2 separate regions of the Homo sapiens genome follow, and region 2 is linked to region 1. Evidence: chromatin loops called from intact Hi-C (ENCODE). Cell type or tissue: K562. All regions are shown on one strand. Each heading gives the region's core, and the rest is flanking DNA. Links, peaks and the distances in the headings are about the cores only. Region 1 overlaps MYB (MYB proto-oncogene, transcription factor). Region 2 holds the start of LOC124901407 (a long non-coding RNA gene).

Evidence for each region. Hi-C counts contacts between places; a loop is a spot of excess contacts. Peaks named below come from ENCODE experiments on the same cell type or tissue, not always from the same donor. Only the 100,000 strongest peaks of a DNase experiment are listed, where the experiment ranks them.
Region 2: a loop joins it to region 1, with 3 times the contacts of the local background. A loop is called at or near these places in 2 of 110 quality-filtered maps.

Annotation. Positions count from the first base shown.
Region 1 is chr6:135,210,995-135,213,802 of GRCh38, reverse strand. All of the region lies in intron 15 of MYB (MYB proto-oncogene, transcription factor), which reads right to left. All of the region lies in intron 2 of LOC105378011 (a long non-coding RNA gene), which reads left to right. Among named protein-coding and RNA genes, the nearest start is that of MIR548A2, 27 kb to the left of the region's middle. In K562, for the core only: no CTCF peak of the experiment used is centred there; no DNase peak of the experiment used is centred there.
Region 2 is chr6:135,321,893-135,324,700 of GRCh38, reverse strand. AHI1 (Abelson helper integration site 1) reads left to right here. Exons shown (of 29, transcript NM_001134831.2): 25 at 1,377-1,539. LOC124901407 (a long non-coding RNA gene) reads right to left here and starts at 1,317. Exons shown (of 2, transcript XR_007059783.1): 1 at 1,267-1,317. RefSeq lists a silencer at 1-70, a cis regulatory region at 1,227-1,374 and an enhancer at 1,716-1,855. In K562, for the core only: no CTCF peak of the experiment used is centred there; a DNase peak (open chromatin) is centred at 1,320.

The DNA.
Region 1 (2,808 bases), core at 42-2,541:
AGTTGATTCTCCAACCTCAGCCTCCTCAGTAGCTCAGACTACAGGCAGGTGCTACACTACACCTGGCTAATTTTTGTATTTTTGGTAGAGACAGGGTCTCGCTGTGTTGCACAGGCTAGTCTCAACCTCCTGGACTGAAGTGATCCACTTGCCTTGGCTTCCTAAAGTGCTGGGATTACAGGCATGAGCCACTACACCTGGCCTAAAAGTCAAGGTCTGATCCTTTGTAATATAGTCCTTAGGTTGACTCAGAATTCCCAAAGTCGATTCAGGAGAATCTAGTACTAAGTATTATCAACTGAATCTATTTTCAACTTGAAATCTGACTGTGTTCCTGTGAGATCCCCTACACAGCTCATCACTGTATTCATATTTAGCTCTTCCTCCAGGACTAGGTATTTAAAAATGAGATCAATATAAAGAAGGTACCATATATTTGTAATTAGAGTTCTGAGAGACCTTTCCAAATAGTTAGCTTCTCCTAAGTCAAAAGAGAATTTACCAAGAAACAAATAAAAATGAAATATCCAAATTCCAGAAAGCATAGCATTTCTGAGTCATATATCCCCTGAAGCTCAGAGCTAGGGCAGCCAAGATGACTTGGAACGCCTGATTCTCCCAGTATAGACAAACACCAGGATGTGGTAGCCACCATGTACGAGAACCACTGTGTGTAGGAACAAAAAGGCCACCAAGCATGAGCGAGGCAGCTCCTTTTCTGCACCAGGAAAGCACAAGACAAGCACATCTTACCACAATAAATGAAACAAACTGGTCAGAGTAGACATATGCCTATGTCGTGAAAGTCAAGGAAGATCAGAAGATTGAGTACTTTGGTACAAAAAAAAAGAAACGCTCCCTTTCTCCCATCTTACCTGAAGCCTGGGAGCCCCATGCCAACTTTTCATGCAGAAAGAATTATTTTGACAAAGGAAGATTAATGTCTTTGTGCTGGAAGAACATTTTTAAATACTGTCATACATATCTTTGCAAATTCTCCTTGTTCTCTCTCCCTAAACTTTAGTTTCATTTACCCTAAAGAACTGCTGAGAATTATGGGTTTCTGCATATGAATTCTTGTTAAGTTACTAACCCATGGTGCTCTTGCAGACATGTCACTCTATCATAATTCATTTCAACATTAATAATCCTACCCACACATCCTCCTCCTGTGGCCGGGGAGTCATCTCGCTTATCCTGTAATGTGCCTTTAATTGCCCCTGGGCAGAAGTGAACTATAAACAGTCTGTCAAAGCTTTAACTGGGATATCCTGTTAAAGCACTTTAAATAAATATTGCCATCTTTTGTAGAAAACAGAAGAAATAAAAAGAAACAAGACCATGTCCACAGGTGGTTTTCTGTCAGAATTAGATGATCTTCACATTTTCATTTAGAACATGAATAGTTTTTTCATCAAGCTGAACAAAAACGGTTCTTATTATTATATTCATACAGCAACTTCACCCAGTATCTGCTGGCTTCAAAAGCCTTGGCAAATTATGTGTTTTACAATTTGCTGACCTAATAAGAAACTTGTATAAACTAAAAAAAAAAAAAAAAAAAAAAAAAAAAAAAAAGTAAAACCAAAGCAACTCATCAGATGGTATCATGTTTTTATTGTGTTTTGTTTTAAAATAAGCAGGCATCAATGGTATATAAAACAGTAAAAAATAAGAATTTTCTGCTTATTCTATTTCACCTATCTGAAAAAAAAATACTTCCTCTGGACTAAAATTCTAAAAATGAGAATTCCTTCCCAAAGGGACATCTTTTGAAAAAATGGATCAGTTATAAGAGAGACTGTAGAAATCTTTAGTTGTCTTTGGAAAGTCAGAGATAAGCTTAAACTGAAATGTTGCTAAGGTAAGATTAATGGTTACCAAACTTTTCTCGAGAGTAAATGCTTCCCTAGGTTGGCACAAATCAATTAAATGACTCCAACTTCAGCACTACTGATTTTCTATAGAAAATAATCTTAAAAGTTAGGGAAATAAAAATCGAGATGGTGATTGGAAGTTGCCTCATCCACCAATGACTCCACTTCCCAAGCCTAACTAACAATTGCAAATGTGGATGGACCTTTCCCAAATTTGGAGTTTGTCCCCGATGTCTCTAGAGGTCTCTTCACCTTTCACGTTGATAGACTTTCTAAGTTTATATCATATAGCCTAGGGTGGCACAACTTTTTGCAATATCCTTTTCCTTAGTCACATATGAGTTCCAAACTATTAAGATTAAGACCAAGTGCCAAATTGCTCTAAAGCAATTCTATCTTTGCTGGCCTGCCCAAGGAAGATTTTTATCTCAGAATGTTTATTCTCTCTAAGTGTCACCAAACAAAACAAATGAAAAATTCACATCTCAAAATGTCTGGGGCAGGGCATTCTGACTCTGAGCTCAACATAGCTTCTCCCTTCACTTAGCCCTTCTCAGTTCAACCCAAAAGCTATACACAGAAAAGCTGCTTAATTTATAACATTTTTTGAAAGCAGGTCACTGAATTACTACTGACAGCCACGTGAATTTCTGCCAGGGTAAGTGGAAAAAAGTGACCAAAAGGGAGAACCAAATGAGTGTGCAGGCATCCAGGGGAGCGGGTCAGCACAGCACACTAGATGAAAAAGGCTCGGAAAGATCTCTGTCGTGTGCAGACGGTTTCCATGTCTGTTTAAATGACAACACGAACAGCAGAAAAATAGAGAAAACCAGTAAATCAGTTGCTTCATCTCCATCATACCGCGAGGTCTGACTACCTTTATTTCAAGGAATCAGTTGAATCAGCTCTCTCTTTTGGTGACCCACTGACA
Region 2 (2,808 bases), core at 48-2,547, 110 kb before region 1:
TGAGCCTCAGCTTCTCCTAACCTTCTATCTCAGCTCTCACGTCTAATGCCGGGTTCCCACCACATGGGACTCTTAGGTTTCTCTTCCCTGGACTCTCACGTGCTGTGCACACTGAGACATGCTATAAATATATATATATATATATATATGTATATATAACTATATATGTAATTTTCCATTACATATGTAGTTGTATAACCTATACATTTTCAGATACTGTTTAAGTAGAGGGGAAAACAGCATAAATGTATTATTTAGTATAGATGTTATTATGTCCTACTTTATACAGTGTATCAGATCTAAATCTAAAATGAATTGAGGTCTTCCTGCCTTTAACTACTATAAGGGATTTTTTTCTTCTTCTTTTTTTTTAGAGACAAGGTCTTCCTGCGTCACCCAGGCTGAAGTGTAGTAGTGCAGTCATAGCTCACTGCAGCCTCCAAACCCTGGGGCTCAAGTGATCCTCCCACCTCAGCCTCCTGAGTGCTAGGACTGCAGGCACACACTACCACAGCCAACTAATTTTTTTTGTTGTTTTTTTATATAGAGATGGAGGTCTGGCTTTGTTGCTCAGGTTGATCTCTAACTCTTGGCTTCAAGCAGTCCTCCTGCCTCGGCCTCCCAAAGTGCTGAGACTACAGGCATGAGCCACCATGCCCAGCCAAGGATTTTTAAATGCCTGTGCAGCCACTGCCATATCATTTTGACTTGGGTTTTCAAAAGAAAAGGAAGTCAAATATAATGATTATTGTAACACAAAGAAGAGGATTCTCATGAAAAGGCTTTTCCTCTTAAATTCGTATCAAGTAAAAATAACTTATATGGATACTTTTTAAAGATAGAAGGCTTAAGTTGTTGATATAAAACATCAAAAAATATGTATGTGTGTAGAGAAATTTATCTCAAAAAAAGACATTAACAGTAAACCAAGCAATACAATCAGATTGTTCCATTGAGTTTTTCCTTTTTGTAAAACTGTAGACCTTCTGAAGAATTTTTTTTCAGATGCATCTGCTTAGCACAGAGAATGAGACATAAAGGTAGTATAAAACAATTCTAAAAAAGTAAATGGTGTGTGAGCTTTTTTTTATTTGCTTCACAAGTAATTTACTTTAAAAAATTAACATCTGCTATTTTGAAGCTAATCTTAGTGTATTGAATGCTCGTAACCATTTCTCAATCCCACAGTCTTTTATCTTGCTTCTCCTGCTGTGTTCCCACCACCCCTCATCCCATTAGCAAACCTTGAGACAGCCTCACACTTACCAAAGTACTGCTTTGGTTTCAGCTGCTCTTCTGCAAGAGGAAGTGAATGTTGGGGGTTTTCTCTGTGGTACAGTTGTGATAAAGCTGTGGTGGTCTTATCTCTCTCTTAGGTAGTGGCTCTTTATGACTACACAGCGAATCGATCAGATGAACTAACCATCCATCGCGGAGACATTATCCGAGTGTTTTTCAAAGATAATGAAGACTGGTGGTATGGCAGCATAGGAAAGGGACAGGAAGGTTATTTTCCAGCTAATCATGTGGCTAGTGAAAGTAAGTTTTATGCTCCCTTCCTGGTTTACTAGTATGGTATAACTGATAGTCCAAGATTTTATCATTTTCTAGTCTTTAATTTACTGTCTTTGTAACCTTTGCATATGTTTACCAATGGGTATTGTTTTTCATTCTCATGATGTAAAAAAATAAAAAGAGGAGGCACTAGTACATTAGAAGCTGCTCCATTCTGAGATTGGAATGTTTGTTTCATGGACTTCTTATCCTCGGGGACCCTGCCCCTCTAGCTACCAGCTTTCTTATTCAACTCATTTGACCCTGCCACCTGCCTCATGCACAGTTCTGTCAGTTCTTCTCTAGCCACAGTGCCTCCTCAGCTGACTGGCATCTTAAGAGCTTCTAGTTCCCCAACTGCATTCTTTTACTTTGTATACCTCAGTCCTATCTGGTTACCTGTGAAAACAAAACTACAATAAGTTGTTTCATTCTCAAGTAAATTTAGCCCTCATTTATGGGGGAAAAAATGAGCCAGAGCTGAAAATATGTAAGCACAAAGTTGATAAATGACAATTATTTAAAAGTTATGTGCACGTGTTGACAAAGCCTAGAACTTACCATGTGATGTGACAAGACTGTATGAACCTTTCTTGTATTTTAATTTCTACTTCGTGTTTTAATAATGGTTTTTGTTCATTAAATAATAGCTTAAAATGAAAAAAAAAAGAGCTAGGGAAGAAAATCTAAATATGAGTTTCTGAAAGCTGTAGATTCACCACTAGGCCTTGAGAGGTGAAAACAGAACGAACGCAGAGAGCCTGAAAACAAAAATAATAATAACTTAAAACTGTCATTAAAGGGGAGAAGTACAGTAGTGCTTCTTGAGAAGAATGCATTCTATCCACAATTAACTTGATAGCATGCTAGGAAAAGCACAACACTCAGGGGTCAGGAAAACTGACTTCTAACCTCAGCTCAACATCTTACACTCATACGCCCCAGTTACCTTCTGTAAAATGAAGGAATTAAATGATATTATCTGTAAGCTTTTCTTCTGTAAGCACAAAAATTCTGGTTCTGATTCAAAATGTAGTATAGGCGGGCCAGGCACTGTGGCTCACGCCTGTAATCCCAGCACTTTGGGAGGCCGAGGCAGGCAGATCACTTTAGGTCAGGAGTTCGAGACCAGCCTGGCCAACATGGCAAAACCTTGTCTCTACTAACAATACAAAAAATGAGCCAGGCGTGGTGGTGGGCACCTATAATCCCAGCTACTTGGGAGGCTGAGGCGGGAGAATCGCGTGAACCCGG